Regions from separate parts of the Mus musculus genome. Here region 1 is linked to region 2. Evidence: chromatin loops called from intact Hi-C (ENCODE). Cell type or tissue: left cerebral cortex. All regions are shown on one strand. Each heading gives the region's core, and the rest is flanking DNA. Links, peaks and the distances in the headings are about the cores only. Region 1 holds the start of F7 (coagulation factor VII). Region 2 holds the start of Pcid2 (PCI domain containing 2).

What was found. Hi-C counts contacts between places; a loop is a spot of excess contacts. Peaks named below come from ENCODE experiments on the same cell type or tissue, not always from the same donor. Only the 100,000 strongest peaks of a DNase experiment are listed, where the experiment ranks them.
Region 1: a loop joins it to region 2, with 8 times the contacts of the local background. A loop is called at or near these places in 3 of 42 quality-filtered maps.

What each region holds. Positions count from the first base shown.
Region 1 is chr8:13,021,724-13,037,017 of GRCm38, reverse strand. It overlaps F7 (coagulation factor VII), which reads right to left and starts at 10,984. Exons shown (of 8, transcript NM_010172.4): 1 at 10,887-10,984; 2 at 8,214-8,374; 3 at 6,437-6,461; 4 at 6,247-6,360; 5 at 4,693-4,833; 6 at 3,533-3,642; 7 at 2,954-3,077; 8 at 1,213-2,294. The coding sequence starts at 10,959. The coding sequence ends at 1,702. It also overlaps the pseudogene Gm15352. In left cerebral cortex, for the core only: CTCF peaks have their summits at 6,510, 8,701 and 8,904 (motif pointing left); DNase peaks (open chromatin) are centred at 6,407, 6,995 and 8,400.
Region 2 is chr8:13,099,727-13,115,020 of GRCm38, reverse strand. Pcid2 (PCI domain containing 2) reads left to right here and starts at 9,678. Exons shown (of 14, transcript NM_178708.3): 1 at 9,678-10,246; 2 at 14,607-14,696. The coding sequence starts at 10,211. Cul4a (cullin 4A) reads right to left here and starts at 9,398. Exons shown (of 20, transcript NM_146207.3): 1 at 9,118-9,398; 2 at 8,712-8,827. The coding sequence starts at 9,265. In left cerebral cortex, for the core only: a CTCF peak has its summit at 9,534; DNase peaks (open chromatin) are centred at 8,525, 9,467 and 10,128; H3K4me3 peaks cover 2,960 bases; H3K27ac peaks cover 2,084 bases.

The DNA.
Region 1 (15,294 bases), core at 4,923-12,922, 78 kb after region 2:
CTGAGAGCTATAGATGTGGAAACAGCTCCTCTCACATGCTGTGGCCATTTGACTCTTCTGAGAGTGTGTGTGTACATGTAATTGGGGCTACAGGCCCATGCTCCGGTGTCCCTAGAGAACTGCAGGAGCAGTCCCAGCAGCAACAACAACAAAACTCCCTAACTTTGGCCTGTGAGGAGGCAGTGCTCACCCTGACTCCACCTTCTACATGCTGAGCCCTTCCTCCTTCAAAGCTTCATCTGGCAGAGCTATTTTTGAGTCTGCGGAGCATGCGCACCATGCCTGCTAATTAGTGAGCAGCAATAGGCTTCTCATGCTCACTGTACTGGAGTTTGGTTAGGCAATGGCTCATGACTGTGGCTGCATGCACGTAGCCAGAGAGTACGGTGATGACACTTGGCTTATCACTGTTACCAGTGCTGAGAGGGCCTTGGCGTGCTGTGGGTACCTGACAAACACACACACCCGTGACATCAGATGTTGAGGCTGATGCTGGCATCTCACCAGGAGGGAAGTCACTGTCATTTCCTAGGCTGTGGCAGACATAACAGAACTTGGGAAATGTGCGCGGTGCTCTGGTGGCTGTTGGCAGGAGTCTGGTGCCTGATCGCTGCCCTGCCTGATGATGCCCGTGTACTGTGTCACTGAGCCTACACTGAGTCTGTGAGGTACTCACAGCAGACCTGTGGTCTGGGACTAGGGACAAACACTAAAGCTGGCTTGAGGGGGTCCTCCCTTTGTCGCCTCCCCTCTCTATGGCCCCACCCCCAGAAAGGACATGCTGACTGGAGAATAAGCACAACCCATACTGAGCACGTCAGTCTTCAGGGAGCTAGATTCTCAGTAAGGCCTCCCAAGGGCCCTTGGTGGCAACTCAGATTGGCTCTGTGAGATGGATGCCTGCCTACCTACTAGTGATTGGGGAAACTAAGGCCATGACGCACTTGATCAAGCCCTCTCAGCTTACTCTTTGACTCTAGTCCACCTTCCCCTTCCTTTTCCCAGGAAGAGCAGCCCCGCCGATGTGTATGTGACTTGACATCAGAGGCTCCACTCAGGGACTTAAGGACAACCCAGGGTAACAGCAGGTATCCCCAAGGTGTGCTGAAATCAGCCGGTCCCTGCCAGGGGGAAACAGTCCATGGCAGGGGTGCACACTGTACTTCAGAAACACTCCCTTAGGCAACCCGGAAGCATGACCCTACACGTGGAGACCATGTTTCTCATTTAATTGAAACCAAGACAGGGTGCTCACAGGAAGCACAAGTGAGCAACAGTGCCAATGATGGACACACAGGCACGCACATGCATGCGGCACATTCACGTGTCCTACGTGCTCATGTGCATACCTACTGTGTAGTACTGCAGACCGAATGCATGCAGACAGGAGGCAGCTACGGGGAGACGGGAGCAAGGCCTGAGCCTCGCCTCCCTCAGGGACACCCTGCCCCTCAGCTGCCTGACTGTGACTGCACTGCCCAGCCCCTCTTGAGTTTCTTTGTGAGTCTCTAACTTAGACTCTTCCCCCGGCCCTGCTTTCTGTTTCCCCTTTCCCAGCCTCTCTCATTTACCTCCCCCTCTGCTTTCTTCACTCTCTCTTTATCTCATTCTCTTCCCTTACACAAGAATAGCAGGAAAGTCCATAGAACAGCTTCACAGGCCGTAGCTTCCTTCTTGGGACGGGTTGGGCTATCCAAGGAGCTACAGTAGTGGGAGTCGGAAAACCCCAACCTGGAGCTTGGAGTCCATGTGTCTGACCAGCCAGTCTATGTACTGGGAGACCCTGGTGTACACCCCAATGTGACCAATAGCTGCACAGCCCTCCCCCCAGCTGACCACACCTGTCAGATACCATGTGCCATGGTAGTGCGTGGCATGTGGGCCACCGCTGTCACCCTTGCAGGCGTCCTTGGTACCATCCATGTAGCCAGCGCAGAACATGTTCTCTGTGATTTTGGGGGTGTTAGAGCTGTGCTTGGCGTGCTCCAGACAGTCCTGGGTCATCAGCCGGGGCACCTCGATGGACATGAGTTCCAGGGCTGTGGCACCACGGTCCAGTAGCTGGCCCCAGCCACTGACCCTTGAGAAGCGGATTCTGGCTAGGGTGTTCTCGGAGAAGGACTTTTCAGGCAGACACAGGGGCACCACGTAGTCAGTGAAGGTCACAGGCCGGTGAAGGCGGAGCAGGGCAATGTCGTGGTTGATCTTGCCGCGGATGTACTTGTCGGGCATGATGACCTGTGTCACCCGTCGTACTTGCTCATCCCCATCCTTCTCACTGAAGTCATGTTCACCTGGGAGGACACCACGCCACTCATGGCACATATCCTACCACGCCACTCATGGCACATATCCTACCATGCCTCATGGCACGTATCCTACCATGCCTCATGGCACATATCCTACCATGCCTCATGGCACATATCCTACCATGCCTCATGGCACATATCCTACCATGCCTCATGGCACATATCCTACCATGCCTCATGGCACATATCCTACCATGTCTCATGGCACGTATCCTACCATGTGTGGCCATGTCCCCACACAGAGCTCTTGTTTGTCTTGCTTCTCTAACCTAGAGTATGTGGATAGGGCTGTGGTCAGTTCAGCCTCTGGTGTCTGAGGATTTGACTCCTTGCCAGGGTCTCAGGAGAAGCCTGGCCCAGGGTCCACTGCAGTTCTGGAGGGAAGGTTGTGAATGGGCAGAGCCTGCAGGAGTGAATGGGGTCCTTGACACCCAATCTGAGTAGGGCAAGGTGGACAGAGTAGCCCCCCAGTTTCCTATTCTCTGACAGGAGGGGGGCCCAGAGGACAAGTGGGTCATCTCCAGTGCCACTCTTGAAGATATCACCTGGTTAGAGACATTGTCAGGCCATTGGCTCTCAGCCTCTGAGCCAATCTTAATCTGAAAATGCCCTCAGGCCAGAGGCCAGGGATGGGCCATACCTACCCATCACCACTGTGATGTTTCCCCAGTAGCGGATATTATCGAAGCAGTGGGCTGCGGTCACTATCCATCTGGCGTCCAGCAGGACGGCCCCACACAGCAATAACCCATTGATTTTCAGCACAGCCTGGGCGGGGGCACACAGACAAAGAGAGCCATGCTACTTTTATGGTCTCCTTGCCCCCAAGGAAGCAGCTGACTTGACACAATTCCTGCCCACCATCCCTTTGGGGATTCCCCCAGCAGGGTAGAGCAGCCCTAGATCTGCTGGCTCTGGTAGACAACAGGGGTGCAGAAGGGTGGGGTGCATGGATGATGAGGTGCAACTACAGCTCTTCAAGTGACTTGTGCAAGGCAACTGTGGGCCTGGCATGGGTTTTCATGGGATGGGCCCCAATACCTGCTTTCTTTCCCTTTCTCTGGACAAGAGTGTGGGGGAGGGGATAGGGGGATGGAGGCTGGCCCATGTCTCTTCTGTATAAATGTAACCCAACTCAAAACTTCCATACCCCAGAGTAGAAACCCTAATGTCAGGGGAGCCGGAGCTGGAGAGAGAGGTTTTCCCTGGACGGAGAGCATTACCTGCCATGGACACTCCCCTTTGGGGCACACGTTGCCTCCCACAATGCGGCCTTGGCGGCTGCTGGAGTTTCTTTTTTCTACAACAGGTATTCTCCCACACGGGTACTCAACTGTATGAAACAGAAGTCAGAGAGAGCAGGGTGCAGAGGCGAAGGTGACTGTGGGATGAGAAGCAGTTGGCTGCTGCCATGGCTCCTGCTGGGGGCAGTGAGAGGCCTCAGGACAGAGGAACTTGGGGCTTACTTCTAGAGTGGGCAGGGAGGGCCTTGTGCAGCGGCTAGGAGAGGAGGCAGACAACGGTGTGGGGACAGCTGAGGACCTGCTTTCTAGAGCTGGGGTCTGCCAGAGCCTCACAGGGAGAACGTGTCGTTCTGGTTCGCTATGAAGAAAGTGACGATCTGTGTAAGCATGGGCCACCAGCACAGGAAGACAGGGTCCTTAAGGCAGACTCGGGCGCCACCCACTGCGAAGGCTTCGGGTAAGAAAGAACACTGAGCTGTGGGCTTCCAACTTTCCAGCTTCATGAGACAGACTGAGCCCCATCCTCTTCCGGGGAAGCCTCCGCCTTCGGAAGCAGAGCTCGAATAGTCTTCTTGTGGAGATATGTTTTCAGAGCAGGGGGCAAGAGTGGATCCCAGCACCCACAACAAGCAGCTCACAACTGCCTGTAACGTCAGTGCCCAGGGGAGCTGACATTCTCTGATCCCTTCAGGACTGTCATCATCTGTAATACTGCCCACATGCATATAATAATAATAATAATAATAATAATAATAATAATAGGTCATCTTATGTTGTTAACTGCAGCAGTGGATACAGATGCCAGGTGTGCCTATGTGACTCCCGATTATGTCTCAGAGACTCTAAGTGGGACATAAGAGTTGGTGTAGGACCTCCTCATCCACTCCTGGCCGGCTTCAATGGTCAGGATACTTGAGGCAGTGCAGGATGCTGGCCCAGGGTTCCAGACTAACAGCTCTCAGGTCAGGTGTCCTTCAAGTCTCTACCCTTTCACCTCAAGTCAGTCAGCATCTACCAGGTACTTGATAAGCAGAGGTCTGACCTTGTTACACATCATGGAGCTGATAACTTGCCACAGGCCCACACAGGTGACTGCCTCTTCAGAGCCTAAGACAGCTCCAGTCCCCACAGTCTATTACCTTTTGGTTTGCAGGACACCTCATCTGGCTGTAGCGTGTAGTCCTCATGACAGCTACAGGTACGCTTGGTCCCTACATGGTCCCTGCAGTACTGGTCACAGTCACCATTTTCATTTGCACAGATCAGCTGCTCATTCTTGCCTGAGAAAAGGAGAAGACAACCTGAGAGGTCTCTGCAAGGTCGGCAGACGGGCCATGGTGGTGGTTGCTCTTGTCCCCTTGGAATATGGCATGTAGCTGTGGGCTATTAAGGCTGAGCTTGCGTCACCTGCCCTATGGACTGATCTGGCGGGATGGAGAGCTGGATTTGGGAGTCACAAGTCTGAGAAATCTTGGAGGGTGCTAGGCTGGTGTGTGATGACATCTTCCTTCCAAGGCTCTAATGAGAAGATGTGAAGGGTTCTGGAGGTGGTAAGCAAACATTTCCAAGGAAAGGAAATGTTCTCAATAGAATGGGGAACTGGCCCACGGACATGTCAAAGGGAGAAGTTACTCTTGGGGCAACCCTCATGACCATGTGAGCCATCTAGGCCCTTGGCTCCAGCACTGGCCATTTGCAGGCGAGGGTGGTCAGTTCATTTTAGTATAGAGGACTGTCCTGTCATTCACAGTCACTGATCACCAAACCTTACAGGCCTCCATGGATCAGTGACTGTTAGTGAGCCCTTCTCCCCTTCCCCCTTTACTCTCTCTGGCCTCTTTCTGATGAGAACCGGAGGCAGCTGATACCAGGAAGAACCCACTTGGGCAATAAGGAGTCCTTGGTCTGCAGAAAGGACACTTTTGTCCTGTCTGAAGAGGTGACCTCGTGGGCATCCCCCAACTGGAATACTGCCACTTGTCTGGGGCCTTGGGCCATACCAGATGGCTAACCAAAGGTTTGATTGATGGTGGGATTTGGGACCGGAGGGGCTGGAGACAGGTCTCTCACACCTAGGCCCGGGGTTAAGTGACTTTCTATTGGTGATACTGCACAGCACTTTACATGCATTCTAGAAGAACTGAGCTGTCTATGTGAGCTCACAGAAGAGAACAACAGAAAGCCTGCTTCTGGCCATGGCAAACGTTGGTGTAATAAAATACTCATGTGTATCTCTGCTGTCAGTGAACTCTATGGAGTCCAGTAGTGAACCGTTGAGCCCAGAGCAGTTTGGTGGTCTCCAAGCATAACAATAATTGATATTTCAAAGATGAATAAATACTTTATACCTTTAAACCAGCAGAGGAGAAGAAGTTTACCTAGCTGACTTACCTGGTGGGGACAGAGATGGACCCTCCCTCCCCTAAATCTCTCCAGTTCAGCAGAATTCTCAGGGCAAGGAGTCAAAAGGGACAGACAGCGAGTCTGAGACCCAGAATCTTAGACTCATAAATCAAAGGCCATGGGTTTAAAAGAAATACTTAATGTCTCCCAGATCAATTTCCTTCAGGGGCCGAGGCTGGCCTGGACACCCTCTCCTTACTCGATGAGGCTGTTATTCTCTGGAACCAGTCACCCAGGCCCTTCCCTCCCGACTCCATCCATTGCAAACGGAGGCAAGAAGTTGGTCTCACTTTTCTCACAGTTCCGACCCTCAAAGTCTAGGAGGCAGAAGCAGACGTAAGACTTGAGATGATCCTGGCAGGTACCTCCGTTCTGACATGGATTCGAGGCACACTGGTCCCCATCTGTGGGTGAGCTGACATTAGTGTGCTGCAAAGAAGGGGTGTGGGGGAGGGGCACAGATGGCTTTCACCTACTCACCACTGTAAACAATCCAGAACTGCTTCTGAGAGGGAAGAAGAAGCCATGTGAGGCACGGTCATGAGAAGTAGCACTTAGTGTCCACGGAGGGAGCTCAGGAGCTATGGCTGGGGCTCCTGACCTGGGCATCTGTGTGGGGCTTGGGAAGATAGCGTTCCTCTGGAGACGAGGAGGGATTATCTGAGGTTGATGTTTCTCTACGCCCTTTCTAGAGATATTTAAGTCGCCACACAATTGCCTTTCCCAAGTGAGCGCACCAGAGTTCTGACCCTGATCCTGCTTTCTCCAGTTCTGGGCTGGACCTCTAAATGTGGGAGGTGTCATCCCATGGGAGTTCTGGTCTGAATAAAGAGGAGATAGTGAGCTCAACACCAGCATCCCTTACTCTCTACCTCCTGACTGGATGCGCTGTGACTGTCACGCCTTCCCTGACTCCTGAACGACCAACCAGAATAAACCTGTCTTTCCTCCAGTTATTTCTGTCAGGTGGTTGCTCCAGTCAGTGAGGAAAGCAGCTTCTCCAGGCTCCCTGTGTGAGTTGCTCTGAGTGAGTGTGAGGGCACTTGTGAGAGAAGTGTGCGGTGTAATTTCCTGTGTGGAACATTCTTTGGGTTTGTGAGCTATCCTGTGGGAATGAGGGTTCCTCTGTGAGGTGTTCTGTGGGTGTAAATTCTCCAGTACATGTGAAATTCCTGTGTGAGGACTTCTGCGAATGTGAGGTCTCTTTTGAGAGAGAGAGAGGTGTTCTGCGAGTGTGAGGTGAGCTTCCTGTGAGTGTGAGGTGAGCTTCCTGTGAGTGCAAGGTGATCCTCCTATGAGTGTGAGGTGAGCTTCCTGTAAGTGTGAGGTGATCCTCCTGTGAGTGTGAGGGGAGCCTCCTATGAGTGTGAGGGGAGCCTCCTGTGAGTGTGAGGTGTGATATGAGCCAAGGCTGGTGAGAAGAAAAGCCCTTGGAGAACGAACAACCAGCCCCTCACAACCGCCCCTGAAGCTGTGACTGACTATTTTTTCCAGAGATGATGACAAAATGAAACACAGTGGACCCCGTCTTAAAGCCTTGTCTTATCCTGACACACCCTTGCTGGGAAAACCCTCCAGAGTGAGATGTCTAACCAGACAGGAACATGCTCAGTGATGTATAAATATGTATCTTTTACAAAATGAAACCACAGGGCCAGGCGGGGTAGCACATACTTATAATTCCAATAATTGGGAGGCAATGAAGATGAAGAATTGGAGGTCAGCCTGGGCTACATAGCAAAACCCTGTCTCAAAAAAAAAAAAAAACAACAAACCACAAACAAACAAACAAACATAAAAAAGAGTAACTCAGGAGTGGAGGCAAATCTGTGCACATGGCCAAGTGTGGCAGAGGAAGCCTTGGTGTTCCTCACACGTTTCCAGTGAGGCCTGCGTGTGTGTGTGTGTGTGTGTGTGTGTGTGTGTGTGTGTGTGTCCTGCCTTCTTGAGGTGAATTTTCCCTCTCAGGTTTACTTCATGGGCAGCCCGTAAGGAATAAGGGATTCCCCTCTGGGAAAATAGGAGACACAGCCAGTGTAGTTTATGAGTTGTATTTCTTGTAAAACTGCTTGTGGCATGGTTGAGAGAGAAACCTGTGTGTGTCAGGGTTCCTGTCCATCTATGAGTACTGAGTGGCAGCCTCCGCAGTGAGGGGGAGACAGATCCAGAGACATAGGTGTGACCCTCACAATCCCCAGCTCACTTCCTTCCAGTCTCAGTGTGTTACACAAGAGCAGGCACGAGATGGGGCACTCACGGTCCTCTCAGGGCTCTTGAAGATCTCCCGGGCCTCCTCAAAGGAGCACTGTTCCTCATTGCACTCTCTCTCCAGAGAGCCGGGCCAAAGCTCCTCCAGGAGTGAGTTGGCACGCCTTTGCCTGTGTAGGACACCATGTGCTTCCTCCTGGGTTATGAAAACTGAGAAACAGAAGGTCTCATGTGCTCCTGGCAGCTTCCCTCAAGCTGCTCAGAAGCCACCCACTCTTGGTCCCATCAGGAATGGAAACAGCCACACTGGATCATTCCAGTGAGTGAAGGAAACCACACTGGGTCAGCCCATGAAAACCACCCACACCAGATCTCTCAGTGGCAGAAACACCCATCTCCCGCAGTGATGGGAACAACTGATCCACATTAATCTTTTTCCATTCCACTCTTTGGTGGGGACCAAAGAGTTCCTGTTCACCTCAAGGAACGGAAGGTGCATAGGTTGTTTCCGTCAATGGCTTACCATCTTCTGTGGGCTGAAGGTCACAGGGAATGACACAGACCAGGCACAGCTGAATTTAAAATTGGATGTGTTGTGCTGGAGAGATGGCTCAGCGGTTAAGAGCACTGATTGCTCTTCCAGAGGTCCTGAGTTCAATTCCCAGCAACCACATTGTGGTTCACAACCATCTGTAATGGGATCTGATGCCCTCTTCAGGTGTGTCTGAAGACAGCTACGGTGTACTCATATACATTAAATAAATATATCTTTAAGAAAAATGGGTGTGTCTTTCATTGATGGTGACAGAGAACATGGCACAGTATTATGTAGAAGTATATGGTGACATATTTATTAGATGAGATGAAAGTTTACCATATCCATGTGATTTGGCATTTCTCCTATATCTCTCTTAGGAATTTATAATGAGAAGATGCTTGGAGAGCTTACAAAAGGTCACGAAATGACACATCGGTAGTAACGAGATTGCCAAATGGTGTGGTCTCCTGTGAGGCCAGTGAACACGAGGTTTACATGTGACACCAAGCCACAAAGAGACAGTTAATCACACATTGTGCAACCCCTTTCTTGGGTACTCATAAAATGTGTGCACAAACATATATTTAAATCTCCCTCTCTTCTCCCATCTGTGTCCTCTATCCTGTGTCCAGGGAGTCAATCGAAGAATCTCAAGTCATAGCCCTGGGGCTTCAGATCTTACCATAACATAGCATTAGCCCTGGGTACCATGGCCACAGCTGCCTCACCTGGGGTTCTGAGTCCTGTGATTTTCTACATTGGAAGTGTTTCAGATGCAGCCTCTACCACACGACCTTGAATGTCAGTGACCTCGACAGAAACTAGAAGACAGTGTTCCACACTTGGCTTTGGAAAAGCAAAGATTTGGGTCTGAATCCCAGGAGTGGGTGTGGAGATGGGGTGCAGATGTTTAAATCACCTAAAGGTAGTCAGGGGTGGAAACCAAGGATGGTGTTGAGGCCCTCAAAGTCCTCATATGACAACTGTGTCACATAAACTGTGTGCCTGGGATATCTGTGGACGGGAAGACGTGTAACTGAGATGGGAAGAAGAGCCTTGAAGGAAGGCAGTTATGGAAGACCCAATAGCATCCAATGTATTCAGGAGGAGGGCTAACAGAGACAGGCTTTCCCTATGCAGAGGAGGCTCAGAGGGCCTTACTGGGAGGAGCTGGGTCTAGGTGGGGTTGAAAGGTGGCTCTGCTTACCAGGAGGACGTTGGTACACCCCAGAGGAGGGTCCCTTGGAAGGACAAGAGTGGAAGTCAGATAAACCATTTTGGGAAGGGACAGAGAGAGGGAAGAGGAAGGGCCGAGGAACACTCTCTGGTGTTCCTAGAGAGGATGGAGACACTGTCCAACTGGACCAATCAATGTCCTTCACCAGGCAGAGAAGGATCCATATGCCACCAGCCACTGGGACACATACACTTCTACAGCAAGTGATTGTGTAAGGGGTGGGCCCTTAGGAGAAGGTAAATTTACTTCAGCCAATCTCCTGGAGATCCAAAGCAAACCTGACCCCAAGGTCTTCCATACCACTGCAGAGAACTTGGGAAAGCCATTGCTCCTGTTGTCACTCAGTTCCACAGGAGAATCCACTGCAATCCCTATGTGCCATGGGCTTCCAAGGGGGACAGTACTGGCTCGACCACCCATGTCACTATGCATGGGAATGTTCCTGGCAGCATCTCTTTCTGTAAGACTGCAACTTGTGATTCATAACTACGAGCTTTCTCCCCCAAGGCCTTAGAGGCACACATGTATGTATGTGGTGGGGGACTTGGTGGGAGGGGCTGTGGATGTGGATGTAGAGCCAAGGCAGTGAGCGAGCCCTCTAGTGCAGTTGCCCTGTGGCTGTTCTGACACATCTGACCCCTTGCCACAGAGCTCTGTACTGAGTGACCCCCAGGCTCTAATTTCACAGGCAAGTGTCTGTGTCCATAGAGGGCAGGAAAGCACCCTACTTCTAAAACGTCTCTGGAGGACGACAGCCAAAGATCCCACCCCTGTGAAGAGCTGCCTATTTCCGGGTGGCAAGCATCCAGATGCTATCTGCTTTTGTCAGGGACACACATCAAGTGTGCTGCTCATGAGGGGGTTCCTGTTGATGTCCCAGCTGCCTCTGCAAAGAGCAGCAACTCCATGCACAGAGAAACCCTCCCCGGACAGACAGACATATATACCTGCAGTCCCTAGAGGTCCCTGGAGCTGGAGCAGAAAGCAGAGAAGCAGCAGCCCATGCGCCTGTGGAACCATGATGAGACTGTGGCTTCTGGCTGGTGACTGTCCAGATGCTGCCGGGAGGGCAAAGGTCAGGGGGGAGGGGAGAGGGGTGGAGAAAGCTGGAGCATTGGCTGGAAGCATGGAGGCCGGTTGGAGGCTGCCACTTATGTCTCTGGCACTTGTACATCCAGGGAAAGAGGAAAGCTAAGGCAGGCAATGTGGGCTCAGACCGGAGGTGTGAACAGAGCTCACCCACCGATGGATGTCCATATTCACAGTGATGACATTGTTAAAGCACAGGGTATGGGCTTATGACCTGGAAAAGACCTGTAGGGCAGACCTGGGCTGTGCAGCCGTCAATGGCTCTCAAGGGCTGCCCTGCCCCTCCTCTTCCCACACTGTGGAAACAGCTATCGGCAGGTGGCCCATGACTTGTCCCTTTGTGTCCTCTGGCCCAGGCTCCAGGTGGAGTTGTGGACACTGGGTTGCCTGAGATCAACAAGGTTTCTCAGCACGTGAAACTTTCTGTGTAAAAACTGGATCTAGCCCAAGGACACTCGGTTTATGGTCATGCAGCCTCCTAGACTACACTGTGGGCTTCAGTTGGACCCTCTGAGGAAAATGTTCTTTTCAGGGAGGGGGCAGTACAAGGCTGGACCACTCTTTTGGGAGTCAGACCTCATTTGTGGGACACTACAGTACCTCTCCCTCTCTAGTCAGGGACTTTAATCTTTGCCAGCATGGTGTACCCCAGGGGCACCTTTGACTCCTGGGGTCCCTTCACACTTGGGACCCCAGTTGCTTCTTCTGGGATAGAGGTCAAATTTCACCCAGTAAAATCCAATGCTCTCGTGACAGGGTAACTCCAGGGACATGAGAGGAGATGGCAGCCATTCATCCCAGCTCTCTTATGTGAGGCTGGACCTGGTCTCAGGATTCTCTTCCCTATTGAGTTCCAGGAACTGTGTATTTAGCTTTCTGGAGCAGCAGAACAATTGGAGTTGCTTCAGAGGACAGATGCTGAGCCCGCCTGGTGCTTGGGCTCTGGCTAAAGTTCTTCAGCAGATGGCGACCTCCCTGTGGCACGTGCCTTGGCTGGCTCCTGCGTCTCAGGCGTCAAGGATCCCATTTGGACCTGCAGGGGCCTTGTTTGCTTGGTCTTCTTTTCACACCTGTACCATGGGTACCATTAGCACTGTACATACATAGTGCAGACACATGGAGGGATAGCATGGGGTCACTGTCTGTCCGTCTTTTGGACTCCTCCCCACTTACCTTCTCAGGAAAGATAAACAGGCTTCTTCTGGGATCCGGGAGTCCTTCTTATGTGGATATTCCTTGTATGTGCTCAGGGACCATTTGCCCCTTCTCTGGGATAGGAAGCACTAAGCCTCATCCCCAGCCAGCTCCCCAAGGGCTCCCCCACAGTCTGCAGAACAGGACTGGAACCCTCAGCATGCTGCTACATGTCAGCCTCACCCTTGTACATGTGACACACATGAGAGACCCGTAAGTGACAGTGGGCTCAGAATTACCTGGGGACACACACATACATTATGCTCACACTTCCTTATGGACTTGTACACATGCACACTGTCTTTGCACAGTTGCATACCATTCTTACACCTATGCACACACTCCACACACAGCCTATGCACACCCTTGTATACATGCACGCTACACCTTCACACTCACATCATCCATGACACCTACACAGATGCAGGCTCCCTCACTCCATGGGGAAGCAGAATCTTTGGAGCAGTCCTAATCACAGAGTTTGATGATGCCTGTGGGTTCTGACACCCTGCAAGGTTGGGGACCAGTGGCAATGCCACCAGTAACTTGAAGTTTAAGAACTAGAGAGCTGATCTGAATCAGAAAGGTCAGTATCACTTTTATTTCCTCTGGATCTGTCTTGCTCTGGATCTGTGTCTTGCTCTGGATTTGTGTCTTGCTCTGGATCTGTGTCTTGCTCTGGATCTGTATCTTGCTCTGGATCCCTGTCTTGCTCTGGGTCTGTGTCTTCTCTGGGTCTGTTTTGCTCTGTGTATTAGCCTCGAGGACTCTACTGTTAACAATGTGTGAATGCTCCTGAATTTCCTGGTTAGGAGCAGGTACTTTCAATCCACCAGATTCATTTCTTGCTCCTTTGTGCTAGTCCCTATTCTAGTGAGTGATCTCAATAGTGAGGTGTCCTCATGTTTGTCCTGTATGCTAGGAAGGCTCTTGCTCACCTCTCTTTGATTTCTGCTTGGATGAGGATACTTAAAATTTTTGCTTTGAAGATTGATACACATGCTTTATCTGGTTGAAAACTGTTTTTAAACTCCTGGTGCAATAACCATGATAAATTAATGATCAATTAAAATTTTGTACATCTATGAGACTGCTGACTTATCTGGTTCAGTTTGACATGGTAAGTTACAGCAGTACTTTTTTGATATTGCACCATACCTGCATTACATGGACAAATTTACTTGTTTAGAATTTGTGGGGTTTTTTTCCCAACATAGGTCATTGTTCTTGCTTGCCCACCATAAATATATGATTGCTGAAGATACACCACACTTTATCTGTAGCATATAGAGAATCAAATTGGCACTGACCTTGAAACTTCCTCCCTTATGCTTTGTTTTCATAGTTCTGAAAGTATCCATTGGAGGAAAGAGTCATCAGCTGTCCCATTCACCAGAGAACCCTGCATGCTAGAACAGTGACTACATAGGTAGTAACCGAACCTATGAATCAAACAGTGGTATGACTGTTACAGGGCTAACAAACTAGGGCTGTTAGAGGGGTAACCAATTACAATTGTTAGAGGGGTAACCAACTATGACGGTTACAGGGGAAGCCAATTACAACTGTCACAGGGGAAACCAACTATGACTGTTAGAGGGGTAACCAACTATGACTGTTACACTGGTAACCAATTACAACTGTTAGAGGGGTAACCAACTCTTTTCTGATTTGGATATGAGGCTGGCTCCATAGGAGGGAATCGCCTGGTGCTGTAAACCTGGCCAAAACCCAAAAGAAACCAAACCAAACCAAACCAAACCAAACCAAACCAAACCAAACCAAACCAAACCAAACCAAAACCAAACCAAACCAAACCAAACCAAACGCCATGGTCTGGGAGGTTACTGGCCCTATAGGGCGAGTGTGTGTGTTCTACCACTGTTGTTTGACATGTTCTAACACTCTTTGCTAAATAGTTTCTTAGGGTTTTTTTTTTTTTGACTTTTTAAATCAGATTTATTCAGTGGTGGCTGGATTTGGGGGTGGGTTCCAATCCATCATTGCCTGATACATGTCAATTACTAATAAAGGTCAAATACAATGCCAGATCTAAAGCCACAGAAGGAGGGTGTAAAATGTTCACTTTCAAAGAGAATAGTCAAAGTTCCACAACGTGGAACTTTACCTAGAGCTTAGCATATTAAATTAGTAGTACTGAAACAACAAATTGGGAATTTAAAGCAACGCCTGGTAGTTCCTTCTAACATATACATAAATAGCATGAAAGACGCTTTTGAATATCACCTAACTGCACTATGGCTTTATAGGTCAGATGAACCAATGACAAAATGGGTCTCCATTCTGCACCCTGTCCTAATCTCTACATCAAACCTATGTCCAATTTCAAGTGAGAGTTTTAAGTGTCCACATTTCTTAAGCCACATTCAAGGAAATCACATCAATTCTGGATGCCGTCTTCATCTTGGAATGTAAGATTCCAGCAGGTTCAATATTGGCATCTCTCTTCTCTCAACGCGTCCTTTAATCTGGTCAGATTTTGAATTCTCAGTGTTTTCTGTTGAGGTATGGTAACCTGTTTATTCCTGGTCACATTGGACTTGTGGTTGCCATTTGGGGTGAGTCTAGAAGATGGGAAGTAGAAACATTTCCTGGCCTGAGTCTCTAACAGTAGAGATGTAGAAGAGAGAGAGAGTGTGTGCCAGGAGACCAGCTGTGGACTGCGGGGAGCTGCCACCCACTCTGGTGGTAGCATTACTTGGATTTGGGGAAGCAGAAATATTCTGGTTACTGGAAACTGGTGCAACAGATATTTGGTTGCATTGAATCTGTGTGGGTAGGAGCAGTGCCGGAAGCAGCAACCCCAGCCCTAGCTCTGCCCATGTCTGCTCCATCAGCGCAGTGGTGCGACTCTCTGGATGTTCCGTGGGTGGAGATCTGCACGGCTTGTGCGGGCGCAGGCAAGGTTGTTTCTTGTTTTTTCTACAAGTTACAGTCAGTTTTTCTGGTTTTCAAGAATTAAGGTTTTGATTTGTTTTTATTTTAACTCTCTCAATTTCTTCTTTATACTTTTAATTTAACTGATTATACTTGTTATCCACAGTGTTGTCA
Region 2 (15,294 bases), core at 4,997-12,996:
TCTTGATTTTGATGAAGAAAAGGCAACTTTTGTTTGCTTTTTGAGACAGGATTTCTCCGTGTAGTCCTTCCTGGCTGTCCTGGAACTCTCTCACTCTGTAGACCAGGCTAGCCTCGAACTCAGAGATCTGCCTACCTCTGCTTCCCAAGTGCCGGGATTAAAGGTGAGCACCACCACCATCCAGCGAAAAAAGCAACTTTAAACAGCCTACAGAAAAAAAAATCAAATATTTCTACCCATTGAAAGAATATAGTCTCACCAGTCATAATTAAACCCCTTTCAAATCTCGTACACATGTCAGAATCTCATTCAAGTGTGAGATGTAAACAAAAATGTTCTCTACCGAGGACAGAGAACAGAGAAACTTTCCTCAACTCCTTTTCCTTAAAGCACCTTCATGTCTTCTACGTCAGTTCTCCCCAGCAGCTCATCCCGAGTCAGTCCACACTTACATTTATATGACTGTGCACTTCTTCTTTTTCTTTTCAGCCTGTTTCTTTTCTTTTTTTAAAAAAGATTTATTTATTATTATATCTAAGTACACTGTAGTTGTCTTCAGACGCACCAGAAGAGGGTATCGGATCTCATTACGGATGGTTGTGAGCCACCACGTGGTTGCTGGGATTTGAACTCAGGACCTTCGGATGAGCAGTTGGTGCTCTTAACCACTGAGCTATCTCTCCAGCCCCATCTTCTTTTTGTAATATCCAGTTTGTGTGTATGGTATACTGTCCTTCACAAAATAGTCATTTGAAAGGAACATTTTTCTCTTTGTTCTTCTTGAGACAGAGTCTCACTATGCAGCTGTGGCTGTCTGGAACTTGCTATATAGACCAGTCTAGCCTCATACTCAGAGATCCTCCTGCCTCTGCCTCCTGAGTACTGGGATTAAGGGTGTGCTATGGCTGTCACACCTACTGACATGAAACACTCTGAGACTTGATTTATTTCTAATATGTGAGAACACCTCAAGGCAGGTGGCAGCCCACAGGTAGCACAGACTTACTGCAGGCCTGAGCACAAGCTATACCTGTCCTGGAGACTGTTTCCAAATGTCCTCTCTTGATGTAAGAAGGAAGGGTCCAGTCAGGCTAAGACAATGTGCTATGGGCATTTAAAAAGGAATCACCTTAGAGAAGCAAGGTTTAGTCCAACAACCAAAGGTGGGACGTGGCAGCCTTTGGACTCTGCTTGTGCCAGTTTGTAGCTGCTCTCATATCCACTCATTCCTGAAAATATACTGCTCCTACATCCCAAGGGTCACGCCCCACAGCAGACTCCTCAGTGACCGACAGGCTGCGCCAGCGCCATGCTGAGCACTGACAAGCGGGGGCCGTGGTGTCCAAGGCCATCCATTTGCTCTCTTAAATACCACCTGAAGACTATTTACTGCTACTAAAACAAAATGCTTCCTGTGCCACAAACAGTCACCTCTCAGGTGAAGAACACTGAATGAAAGAAGGGACCGCAGGCGGCTGGAGGCCTGGGCTCTGCTGGTGTTCATTAAATGCAAATTCATGCAGAGACCCTTCAAGGTGAAGCCACAGAAAACAGGAACAAGAAATCATGGCCTGTGTCACTGGATTCATTGACAAAAAAAGCACACAAGCTTCAACTGCAGGTCTGGGAAGCCCTCAGGAAACTACCTCATAGACCTAGTTACTCGAGCCCAGCCACTACAGAGACATGCTATGACAGAGTGGGACCCGACATGATCCTGAACTCACATCAGAAGACCAGTAAAACACACTACCCAGACCCAGAAGTCCAGGATTGGTGGCACTTTCTGTGGTAAGGATGGCCTGGGGTCACCATTTCTATACAGACTTGCTGCCTCCCCACCCCTCCTCCCCCTACTACTCTCACCCAGAGTGGGGCTGGGATACTGGACCCCTCTAGATGCCTACCTGAAAGAAATAAGAATACAAAATAAAATCAGGGCCCAAATCCAGGCAACAGGAAACTCAGAAACTTCTCAGGAGACACGCATCTCGGGTCCCACTCTGTCACTACCTTCCAAATCCAACCTTGGCTCTCAAGGCTGCGGCAAGAGCTAAACAGACAAATCTGAGAGGTGAGCAGGAGGCTGCTAGACTAGGCAGGCAGGCTCTGGTGGGACAGGCAAGTCAGAGAGGACATATTCTCTGCTTTTGTATTGAATTTATGCTCTACTAATATGCGACTTCCTCAAAGTGGTCCCTGCAATAGGACCTGCCCACCACTCCCTGGGCTGGCTTTCCCATGTCAGTTTTAGCCAACCCTGTCACTTAGCTCTCCACAGACCCACACTGCTCCCTCCTTCACTATCATGACTGACAGGGATGAACCTTCCAGCCCTGCTGTGTACTCTAGCCCAGAGCTGGCCTCTCCCTGGAAGCTAGGCCACCCTGAGGAGTTTGTTCTCAGGTGGAGCTCCACACTGGGTCTTCCTCTGATGTGCACTAGAGACTAGGGTGACCAAAGGACAAAATTCAAGTATGAAAGTCACAGGAGTATGTCCTTCTGAGTGATTCAGACTCAAGTCTTCAGAAGCAAAAGACCTGCATCTTCAAAACAACCCTGCTCAGAGGAAGATACAGAGGATGGGAGCCAGGAGACCTCCTCGCCATGGATGACAGATAGAACCCACGTGATACCCAGAAAAAGAGCTGCTGAGCAGAGAGCCATGGCCAATGAGCTCCTATATTTATATTAGACTTCAAAACTAAGTATTTCCAGCCTCTGGTAAAAAGTGGTGCTGTCAACTAAGATTCTGTGGTAGGGCATAAAGCACAGCTGGAAACAGGAGAGGGCAGGGGAGCACTATTTGTCGGAGGCCAGAGCCACCCCTCTGCCCTAACAAAGATGGAGCTGAGTCCTCACGGGTAGGTGTTCAGTGAGATGGAGCAGCCCGGGATGCACGAGGGCTCAGCCTAGGACGCCCGTCGCATGCCTGCCGTATTTGGAAAGGAACCTCCTCTGTCGGGACAGCCGAGCCTGGACACTGCACTCTCTAGGTCACAGGACAGCATTAGTAGCAAGAGGTATTTGATTAAGCTAAAACCCGAGTATTTAGGTGTTTTGGTGCAGTTCTTGTTCCCAGTCAAAATAATGGGGGGGAATAAAAAAGACAAAGAACAGAGTATTTTAGGGGCCCTGGGCACCAAAAAGCAAACAAACAAAACCTAAGACAAACAAATAGACAAAGAGCAGACGCAGCACAGGTGGCACGTTGGCTGGGGTCTTGGACGCTGCCAGAAGATCTTTGGGGAGTGCCAGCTGCTCCAGTTTCCTACCCAGCTGCAGCTGCACGCAGAACCGAGTCAAGAGAGATGAAGAACCCCCAATATGCAACAAAGGGTACACGTTCTGGGACGAGGAAAGAACCATCTAGAAGAGTGGAGGTAAAAGTGCTGGAGTTCTCACGGGGCCTAGAATAGCGGTTTTTCCATATCCAGCTGAAAACCAGTCAAGGCACCTAGGAAGGTCTGTTTCCGTGGTAGGGTCGTCTGGCCCTAGATACAGCAGCAGTCTGCCCTGGCCTAACAAATCCTAAAAGTGAGGCTTAAGACCAGATGGTCTTTAAATCATTAAACTATGGCCAGAATAAAGGACACGAATTTACAATAATATAAAAATATCTGGCACACCAGTTAGAATTTAGAATGTTGAACATCCATTCAAGGATTGTCACTAATCTTCTTAATGGGGAGGGGGTATCAAGAACAGAGGTAGTGGGTCAGGACAAAACAATAGCCATAAACAAGATGCAAAGGTTAGGCAGAAATTCAGAAAGAAGCCTTCAGAAGTGTGAGAGACTCACACCTGTGGCAGCAACAGTAGCTGAGGCACGGCTGAGAATGAGAGACTCGGAAGACAAGACAGCTGGTGTCCTCCTCAGGGGCACTAGGAACAATCGCTGTGCACTTAATGGCTCGGCAGGGAAAAGCTGCTCTTTCCGAGGATGCAGGCTTGATACCAGCCCCCACTCAGCAGCTCACTTCACTCTAGGTCCAGGGGATTCGACCCCTTCTGCCCTGTGCACACTAGGTTTGGATCTGGGGCACAGATACACATGCAGGATAAACATCCATACATATAAAATGATAAAATGAAAATGAAAACCAAAATGGCTCCTCTAGGGAATTCCTTCAAACATTTAAGAAAAAAACAATACCAATTCTATACAAGGAAGAGAAAATCATTTTAAACTCATAAGGCCAATATTACTTTGACATGCAAACTGATCAAAGACATAATAAGAAAATAATACATTAAGACAAAGTTAACAAAAAATTAATCACTCAACTCAACACATAAGAAAGGTAACAGAGCGGCCACAGCAGCAGTGGCTTTAACTCCAGCAGCACTCAGCAGGCAGAGGCAGGGAAAGCTCAGTGAGCTTGAGGCCAACCTGATCTACACAGGGGGTTCCAAGTCCACCAAGGAGGCACAGGGAGACCAGGTCTAAAACAAAAGATATAGCCCAAGCATGCAAGACTGTCCTTATATTCAACACAGAAAGAAAGATTAATGAACATAATCGACCAACTAAGAAGCAAAACTTAAGCAATCCCGTAATAGATGCAGAAATGTGCTTTCATTAAATTAGCGGGGAGCAGGAAGGACCCTCCTACATGGTAGCATCGTCACACTCAACAGTGGCAAACCAAAGTTCTAGAGATCTAGAGCAAGACAGCACCGGCTCTCTCACTTCCAACCACTGTCCCAGAGGCTCTTGCCAGTTTAGCAAGACAAAGCCAAGAAATAAGAGGCACAAAACTTGGAAAGCAAAAAGCTTTCTAGCTACATGTGATTGTCTGGGCAGAAGATACAATGGGATCTACAGAAAACAGGCAAGGCCAGCAAATTAGAAGGACAATTTCAATATACAAAATTAATGGTAATTTTAAGTAAAAGCAAGAATCACAAGTCAGAATTCAAGGTAAGGTGAAAATTCCATAAAAGGTTTGTAACATCTTTACAAATGAAACAAGAAATCACTGCTGAGAAATATTAGCCCCAACAGTGAGCCTTCTATCTCTAAGGCCGAGTCAGTTCTCTCTAGGTGATCTAAGAGTCACCATAACTCTAACCCAAGCTGGTTCCTTGAGAAAGCCAGAAATCAGTTTTTCAGATTCATAAAGAAATGCAAAAGACCAAGAATAGCTCAGACAAATGTGGGAAAAAGCTGGAGGCTACCCCTCCTAGACAGACAACTGGTCTTGTCGGAGAAAGGCAGTTGGGCAATGTGCCCAACACCTGGACACTTATGGGAAAAACACTGTATCTAGATTTATATCTCACCATACACACAGATGTCCACACAACATAGATCACAGATCTAAATGTAAAACTGTCAGCTCTGTCTAAATACAAGGTCTTAGATTAGGACAAAGATCTGTTGCTTTGTTGTTTTTGAGACAGGGTTTCATGTAGCTGGCCTTGAGCTGGCTAGTAGAGGAGGCTGGCCTTGAACTCTTCTCTGCCTGCTGAGTGCTGGGGTTACATAAGTGTGCTATTACTACCAGTTATGGCAAAAGTTTAGTTTTTATTTTTTAGGGGGATACTAAAAACATAACCTAAAAGAACAGCTGATAAGACACTTAACTTCAAAATTTAAATCACTGTTCTTCAAAGGACATAGATTAGTTAAGGGATAAGCTATGGGCTAGAAGAAAATACTAGCAACACCTATATAGAACTTATATCCGGAATACATACTAAACTCACACATTCAATAACGGGAAAATAATCTAAGCAGATGAAGCTGAGCACCCTGGCCCATATCTGTAATCCCAGCACTTGGGAGGTTGGCACAGGAGGACTCCAAGTTTGCAGGCAGAGCAAGCTACACAGTGAGATAAGAGGGAAGCAGGGAGAGGGGATGGCAGGAGGAGGCAGGGAGCCAGCAGATCTGAGCAGCAAACTGCATCAAAAGTATAGAAGAGCAACAGGCACACAAACAGACAGACACCTGCCGTCAACAGGGACGGTAAATTAAACCCGTTTGTAAAACTCGACGGCACCAAATGCTGGTGAGAATGTGGAGTAAAGGACCCTCAAGCTACCGCAGTGGGGAAAATGGAGTCACTTGGAAGAGCTGCAGCTTCTTATGAAAGGAAGCACACATTTTCTGTATCTGAGATACTTTCCTGAGAAGAATGAAAACACATTCCCACACATGATGTATGCAACGTTCATAGCGGCCCTGCTGGTCATGTTCCCACTGGACACCCAAACGGCCACTACCTGATGAATAAGCCAACTGCACTATAGACACTCTACTTGTTAATAAAAGTAATATGCACTTGGGGGCACAAAGGAGGGATTTCAAAGAGGGTGTCCAGGGGCCATGGAGAGAGGAAAGGAGGAGGACAGGGATGGAAGGAATTCTATTTCAAATACTAAACACATTAATAAACAAAAACAAACAAACCAAAATGCCAAACTGTTAGCACCAGAGGAAATGGCAAACGCCATTCTAGATAAGAGCCAGATGCCAGAGGACTGCAAATGCGCTGCTCCTTCTAGATAGAGGTGGAGGAGTAGAGAGAACACGGCAGCAGCTGCCACAGCTGGGGAACGGGAGGGGATGAGTTCACGGGGCAGCCCTTCGTTACCGGGGAGGGAAACAGTCTACATTTTCACTGAGCGGCTGGCAAACAACTCTATCTTAGGCCATTAAAATCTACTGGGACAAGTATGTTAGAGTTAACCTATAGCCCCGGCACATGAGCGGCAGCCGGGACTAATACCCAGTGAGACCTTTTTTTTTCCCCATAGTTATAAGGTACACTGTCCCAGTCTTCACACATACCAGAAGGAGGCATCAGATCCCATGACAGATGGTTGTGAGTCACCATGTAGTTGCTGGGAATTGAACTCAGGACCTCTGTAAGAGCATTCTTAACTGCTGAGCCATCTCTCCAGCCCCACAGTGAATCTCGTAAAAAATAAAACCAACCGACTCTCTCTTCTCATAAAAAAATAAAATAAACAAAATAAACCTACTGGAGCACATGTCACATGCCCCCAACACTGTATTCATATGCACACCTACACATAGGCACATACTTAAAATAATAAAAATAAAAGCAAATCTTTAGGCGGGTGTAGTAGTGCATAATGTTAATTCCAGCACCAAGAGACAGAGGCAGGAAGATCTCTGTAAGTCAGACTGTTCACAGTGAGTTCTAGAATAGCCAAGGCTACACAGTGAGCCCTGTCTAAACAAAACAAAAACAAAACCTTAAATAAAATCCTCTCCTTCAATACACAATCAACTCACAAACTTAAGACAAAGAACAGACACATATACACCAATCCGTCACCATCGGCCAGTGGTCCCTTACCCAGAATGCTTGGGGCTACTAGTGTTGTGGATTTCAGATGTTTTTCTTCCGGATTAATACTTGCACATACACAATGATGTATCTGGGTACTGAGAATCAAGTGTAAACAGACACAAAGCTGACTCGTACCCCATATCCCTTGTTTTATCATTGTGTGTGTACACCAAGTGTATGTGTGGGTGCTTGTGTCACGTCAAGAGGCTGGAGGTCTGGGGATGCGTCTCCAGTCAGTTTTCTCCTTCCACCTTTTTGAGGGTTCTGAGGTTCGAACACAAGTTGTCAAGCTGGCTCTGCCAGCGCTTTACCTACTGGGTCATCTGGCTGGCCCTAGCTCGATGGTCATTTTATTCAACAGTTTTAGCATATACTGTGTTCTGTCTGAGGCCCAGCAGAGGAAGTCAGGTGTGGGTCTTTTTTTCATGAGTGCACTACAAGTTTTGGATTTGGGAGTTTGGGGTTGGGAGTGATGGGCCTGCCACAGGTTCCTTCGGGTACCACTGCTTACTTTTCTTCTTGTGCTTTCTGTAACTTACAATACACTCAGTTTGTAACCAGGATAAAACAAGCCTCTTAGGTAACTTTTAAGTAACATATAAGTAATTATTTGTTCTATCACAAACTAAAACACAGAATATTTAGCAGTTATTGTATAAAACCATGACAGAAAAGTGTGCTTGAAACAGCAAAATGTACTTCGGATGATTTTCCCCCCCTGTTGCAGACACAACTTGTCTTTAAGTTAAAACTACCAGAATCGCCGGGCGTGGTGGCGCACACCTTTAATCCCAGCACTCGGGAGGCAGAGGCAGGTGGAGTTCTGAGTTCAAGGCCAGCCTGGTCTACAGAGTGAGTTCCAGGACAGCCAGAGCAACACAGAGAAACCCTGTCTCAAAAAAAAACAAAACAAAACAAAACAAAAACCCTACCAGAATCTGTCTGCAACCTTATTTGCAATAATTAAACTACAAAACAGTGTGTGTGTGTTGGGGAGGGGGTGTGTGTGTCACAACCCAGGGACCCTACTAGCAAGTGGGGCCGTACTGAGTTCCATGTATAACACACTGGCACTCTGATAACACTGAAGACTGCTGGGGGCTCTGTGCCTCTTAGCTCCAAACACCTCCTTTCTTCTGGCGCTGGGAAAACGTACACCTCCTAAGCAGCCTGGTCTAAGCCTCAACACACAGCACTAATCCAGGGCGGCGATCCATAGAAACACCTGCTGACCCAGGGTTTCGCGGCTTCCGCTAGGGAAGGCTCGGGCCGCAGCTTCTCCCCGGGCGGGCGGGCGGACGGGCGGGCCTCCCTAGCGTTGGCCCCGGTGGCTGCTGGAGGAGGAACCCAGCCAGGTGCTCGCAGGCCCTCGCCGCCGCTCACCTGGTACAGCTCCTCCAGGTTGTACCTGATGGATGTGCTGCTCTGGATGGCCTTGACCGCTTCGTGAAGCTTCCGCCACGTGTCCTGAGTGTAGTTGTCAGGCAGCCGCGGCCTGTCTGTGGGGGAGAGAGGGTCAACGGCCGCGCGGGGACAGCACAGGCCGGGGCACCGAGGCAGGGCCCGGCCGGGCTAGCCAGGAGGTGCGGGATCGGGGCCAGCTGGGGCGCGGGGACGTGGCGGAGCGTGAGGTGCAGGGACAAGTCGGGTTGCGGCGCCGAGACGGGACAGTGCGGGAACCAGGCGGGCCGGGGCGCGGGGACAGGGCCTGCCGGGCAGCCCCAGGAGGCCCTGTCCGAGCGCGCGACCCGCCGGCCGCCCCGTTCGCTCCTCACCGGAGCGCACCCACCTCGGAAGTTCTTGATGACCAGCTTCCTGGAGCCTCCCGTGCCCCCCGGCTTGGCGGGGCCACCGGCCAACGCCGCGGGCTTGGTGAGGCCGTTGGTGCGGCCCATGAGAGCCGAGACGCTGCCCTTCCGAGGGCCCTCGTCCGCCATGGCTGGGCCGGACGCCGCCCCGCCCCGCGCCGCCCGGCTCCTCCTCCTGCCCTGCGCCCGCTCCGTGCGCGCCCGGCTCCTCCTCCTGCTGCTGTCGGGCTCCGCCCGTGAGCGCTCGGCTCCTCCTCTTTCTGCTCGCGGCCGGGTCCGCGCGCCCGAGGCCCAACCGCCGCGGCGCGCACCGGAACGATCCGGCTCCTCCTCCTATGCGCGAACTCCGCCCAAGGAGGGCTCGGGGACTCGCAGGCGTTCTACAACGAATGCTCGCGAGAGGGCGCCGTGACACCTGCACCGAGGGCTCCGGAGCTCGCCGCCCCACGTCACGTCGAGGGCCGTGACGAGGACACCCCGGCGAGGACTTGAGTGGATAAAAGCACCCGGCAACCTTGCCTCCTGGATCACCTTACACCTAGGATGCTCAGGGATGCTGCTCCGTGCGCTAGCGCGCCGAGGGGTTGGGGACGGGATGCTCTGCACCCATTTATCTGGGGTGCCCCAGTGTGAGATGTGGGAGGACTCAGGAACACATCCTAGGAGTGCGCGGGACGCCTTCCCAGTGGGCTCTGGACTTTGGTTCCGGGAGAGTCAGGAGCGCCTCTGCACACGGAGGGTTGGGGATCGGGTCACCCTCATGGGAGAGGGGTGCGAGGAATCGGGTCGCTAGCACACCGACGTGACCAGGGACACGTTCCCAAGTCGGTTGGGAACTCCTCCACGTCAGTCCTCCGCCCTCGCGCGCGCCCCCGCCGCACCCGAGGCGTCCCGGCGACCGCGCTGACAGCTGCCCCCAAAGAAGTGCTCTCACCACCGGCTCGGCTCGGCTCGGCTCGGCTCGCTCCACCTTCACCCGCTCCGGAACCAACGTGCAGAGGTTACCGTGTGGGGACAAGGAGCGGAAACGGACCTGCGCCGGAAGTGAGGCACTCAACACCCGCGGCCGCCGCTATGGCGCACATCACCATTAACCAGTACCTACAGCAGGTGGGTTTCGCTTGGTATCCTGGCCTACGGGCCACGAGGGGTGAGTCCTGGGGCCGGGTCGGACGGTGCCGGGGGTCCTGCGGCTGGCCTCGAGGCGAGGAGGGTGTGCTGCACGCGGTGGGCAGCCTGCCTTGTTCGGAAGTTGCAGGTGCTGCCCGGTGGACCAGGAGGAGGAGGATCCGAGGTGGAGGTAGCAAGATCGGGGCCACTTGTAGAAACGGTTGTCTGTGTAGTCAGCGCTGCTGTCCGCACGAAGCACGTTGTGTCTCTTGGCAGCGGTGCCCATCAAGGCTTTACTTAAAGCCTGGGAGTGGCACAGGCAAACACTGTTGCATCCGGGTGGAGGGCCGTGATTGCGTCTTCTAGGGTGTTGAAGATGTGAATCCCACTAGGCAACACACCTGGTGCAAGGGGCAGCCAGATAGGGAAGACTGATGAACGTTTTAACTGACTACACTTGCTGCTCATGGCTGCTTATGAACCTTGGATTTGCGCTTAGCTCTATTACCAAAGCCCCCTTTTCCTGTCCCAAACAGCTCAGTTTTGGGTACTACAGTACTAGAAGCAGTACTTGTGTGCTTCTTAAGTAGCGGCACTATTGTCGGTGCTGCGTGTGCATATGTATTCTCTTTGATTCCATCACAAGGCCCTCCTTGAAGAGCTCCGTAGGCGGCTAACCCAAGTCTTCCCAGCTCAGAAGCATCAGAGACTGGCTCTACAGTGCACATGTTTAACACTTAGCAAGATGCTAATTCTGGAGATCACGCTTGAACCTTAGTGATCTCATTGTTGGCCAAAAGACCAGTCTTTATTTCAACACACTGGCAATAGCCTTGGCCAGTGGCTACCTGTTAACAAATTGCTTGTCTCTCTTTCCCCATGATTCCTGTGCTGATTTCCCAGAAGCTGTTGGGGTCAGGTTGGTTGAATTTTGCCATCCTTACCGGTGTTAATAAGGTTAAGAGTAGCCTGTTACTCTTGTGACTGCTTGAGCCAGGAATAAAGGTCTTTCTTTCCTGTCACAGGGAATGGCATGGCATCAGCATGCTTGTGCTGCTTCCGGGTTATCCCAAGTCCATAGTGATGTTTTGATGGCCTGCAAGGGGAGCCTGCATATGTTTCAAAGAGAGAAACGTGGAGCTTGAGGAGTCTACTCCTTACAGCAAGGAGTGAGGTCCACTTTTCTTCAAGGTCAAACTAGAAGGAAACTTTACTCCATTTCCTAAGGTTAACAGTAATAAATTACCTCTAATTCAGAACCCACAGCCAAAGAACATCACAGACATCGTAGCCCTAAGAACAAGGACATTCACTGTAACCACAATGCATTTAGTAGCCTGAGAACTTTGACACTGATGCATGTAACTTTTAATTTTCCAATGTTTTGCACATTTTTTGTTTTTTTGTTTTTCAGTAGATATTTGCTTTATTTACATTCCAAATGTTGTCCTCTTTCCTGGTTTCCCTTCTGAAAATTCCCATCCCCTTTCCCTCTCCCCCTGCTCACCAACCCACCCACACTGGCTTCCTGGCCCTGGCCTTCCCCTACACTGGGCCATAGAGCCTTCACAGGACCAAGGGCCTCTCCTCCCATTGATAACTGACTAGGCCATCCTCTGCTACATATGCAGCTGGAGCCATGAGTCCCACCATGTGTTTTCTTTGGTGGTTTAGTCCCTGGGAGCTCTGGGGTTGCTGGTTAGTTCATATTGTTGTTCCTCCTATGGGGCTGCAGACCCCTTCAGCTCCTTAGGTCCTTTCTCTAGCTTCTTCGTTGGAGATCCTGTGCTCAGTCCAATGGTAAGCTTCGAGGATCCACCTCTGTATTTGTCAGGCACTGGTGGGGCCTCTCTGGAGACAGCTATAACAGTCTTCTTTCAGTAAGCATTTGTTGGCATCCACAAAAGTGTCTGGGTTTGGTGATTGTATATGGGATGGATCGCTTAGGTGTGCAAATTGTTTCTTAGGATTTGTTTTTTGAATCCAGAGTGCAATCCAGAGTTACACATTGCATGTATTCTTGTTCTAGATAATGTGGGACTGTGAGCTTCCTGTCCTCCAGTCCCTTTTGTAGAGGTGGGTTACCCTCACTGAGAGCCCTTTCCCAGACCAGGTATCGTCTTCGTTGTCCAGGATATGATTTTTCTGTTTTCCTTTCTATATTGATTTTCTTTTTATGTGGATCTGGGGACTGAAGCTAGGGTCTTATGCATCTAGGCAAGTGCTCTATCATTCATTGAGTCACATCCTGGCCCTCTTTCTATTTGTATCTGCTGTTTGCTTTTTATGTTAAAGAATAATTTCTGGGCTGTAGAGATAGCTCAGAGGTTAAGGATACTTGCTGATCTTGCTGAGGACCTGGGTTCAGTTCCCAGCACCCACATGGCAGATCCTAAAATAAAATAACTTAGTCAATTTTTGTTTGTTTGCTTTTAAAGACAGACTCTCTTTGTGTAACCCTGGCTCTCCTGGAACTCACTCAGTAGATTAGGCTGGCCTTGAATTTAGAGATCTGCCTGCCTCTGCTTCCCAGTTGCTGGATTAATAGCATGTGCCACCAACACCCAGCTGAAACAAATAAAAAAAGTAAAATTTAAAACATAATTCCCCTTATACTCTTTCTTTAAAAACCATTATGGATATGTATGTGTGTGTACATATGTATGTATGTATGTATGTGTGTATTTGAGATAGAGTCTCTCTACATAGTCCTGGTTGTCCTGGAGCGCACTCTGTAGATCCAGCTCTCCTTGAGCATATAGAAATACAGATCCACCTGTCTCCGTCTCCCAGGTGCTGGGATTAAAGGCATGGGCCGCCACACCCAGCACACAATTTGGATTATTTTTGATACCCAGTTATACTTTATCACCACTATACTCTTTTGGAAGCTCAAATTTTCTGAAAGCTGCCTCAGTTGGTTTCTATGGCTTTTGAACCTGGCCCTGTCCTTCCTTGAGCCTTTTTTGGGCCACATGCTTTTTAAATTTATCCGAGGCTCCCCTGACCCAGCTTCTGGCATCAGCCCTTCCTCCAAGGAGCTTTGCTGTCAGTGGGGAATGGAACTTAGAATACAAGCCTGGTACTATTTATGTTTGCTGTGGGATTTCAGTGGATAGAAGGAATGTATACAGTTGTTTTTTTTTTTTTTTTTTTTTTTTTAATGTATATAAGTACACCGTAGCTGTACAGATGGTTGTGAGCCTTCATGTGGTTGTTGTGAATTGAATTTTAGAACCTGTACTCACTCTGATCGATCCCGCTTGTTCTGGCCCAAAGATTTATTTATTATTATACATAAGTACACTGTAGCTGACTTCAGATGCACCAGAAGAGGGTGTCAGATCTCATTACCGGTGGTGTGAGCCACCATATGGTTGCTGGGCTTTGAACTCAGGACCTTCGGAAGAGCAGTCAGCACTTTTACCTGCTAAGTCATCTTGCCAGCCTGTACAGTTTTAAGGAACTGTCAGGTTTGAGGCAGGTGGTACCCCTGTGGGCTGACTAGGACCTGAGAAGACCTAGTGTAGTTGGGAGAGAAGTCTCCTGGGGTTCCTGAAGCACACGCTCCCCTGATGTGCCTGCCCAGGTATTGTGCACAGGTGCTGTTTGGGATGTAAATTCATGGTCCAAATGGTGCCTAACCTAGAAGGATGCAGCTTCTGTGTTAGCATTTGGTAAAGCACCTATGGCAGGTGGCTGGGTGCCAGGGACGAGGTAGCTGTGGAGTGACCAGACACTTGAAAAGAATACTGGAGACTTAAACCGAGGGACTTGCACATGCTAGGACCATGGGGCTTCATCCTCAGCCACCCTCCCCCGCCCCCCAGCTACGGTTTTAAGATTTGTTTATTTTTTAAAAAAGATTTGCTTATTAAGACCTGTCACTACCCTTGTTCTCTTTCCCACTCCTTAGTTCTTTATGTTGTTATTGAGGCAAGGCTCTGATAGGACTTTCTTAGAGTCCAGGCCTGTGTGCAGTTTCCTGTGGAGTTATGCCAGTTGCTAACAAAGTTGTACGTTAGGCTTTAGGCACAATTAGGTGATTATGGACGTACAGAGCTACTGGTATTAGAGTTACTTCCTCCTGCCACCTCTAAGGTCACTAGCAAAGGAGGTCACTTAGGAGTGAACTGCCCTGGGGATTGCTCCCTACCTTGGGGGACTCTGTCTTACCTGTTTTCTTACCCCCAGAAGATCCCATTTTGAAATAAAGTGGTTTCCTGGCTAACTTTACATTTCGATTATTCTGGCCTCTTTCACAGAGGAGGAAACTGCTCTTACGGCATGCAGGTCATTGCTCTGGTCCTGTGAGAACAGATCTTGCCTACCTGCTCAAGTTTCCCCTTCACCTTTTCAGGTATATGAAGCCATCGACACCAGAGATGGAGCATCCTGTGCAGAGCTGGTATCCTTTAAGCACCCTCATGTTGCGAACCCACGGCTCCAGGTAGGTGGTAGATATACCCATGGTGTCTAAAGAAAATGAAGAAAGAGGGGTGAGGGGATATATCTATCTATCTGCAGATAGGAAGGGCTATATACAGGCATCTAGAGAGAACTGTGGGGCAGTCAGTTTTCTACGGAAATTTAAAGTTTGAATAAAAGGAAACTAATATTGCCATTCTCTTTTGAAAATTTCTAAGTTTCTTGAAGAAAGCCTAGCTCACTTGGCCACAGCACCCCTATGTGAGAGCTATGCGAACAGCTATCTTGGCTGCTGTTCAGCTGGGATGATGGGCTTTGTGTGTGTGTGACTAGTAGGTCCATCTGTCTGGACAGTGTTCCACTGACCTTTCATCTGTAGGTTCATGCTGGTGGTCACCCTCTGAGACAGGTTTTTCAGGAGGTGCTACAAAATGGTGTTTTATTTTCTTTTTCTTTTCAAGTTTAATTTTAAAATTACACTTATTAGTTTTTGTGCATATGTATTTGGGCATGCATGTACCATGATGTGTGTGTGTGTGTGTGTGTGTGTGTGTGTGTGTGAGGTCAGGGGACAGCTTGTGGGAGTTGTTTCTCTTCTTCCCCTGTGTGGATCCTGTGAC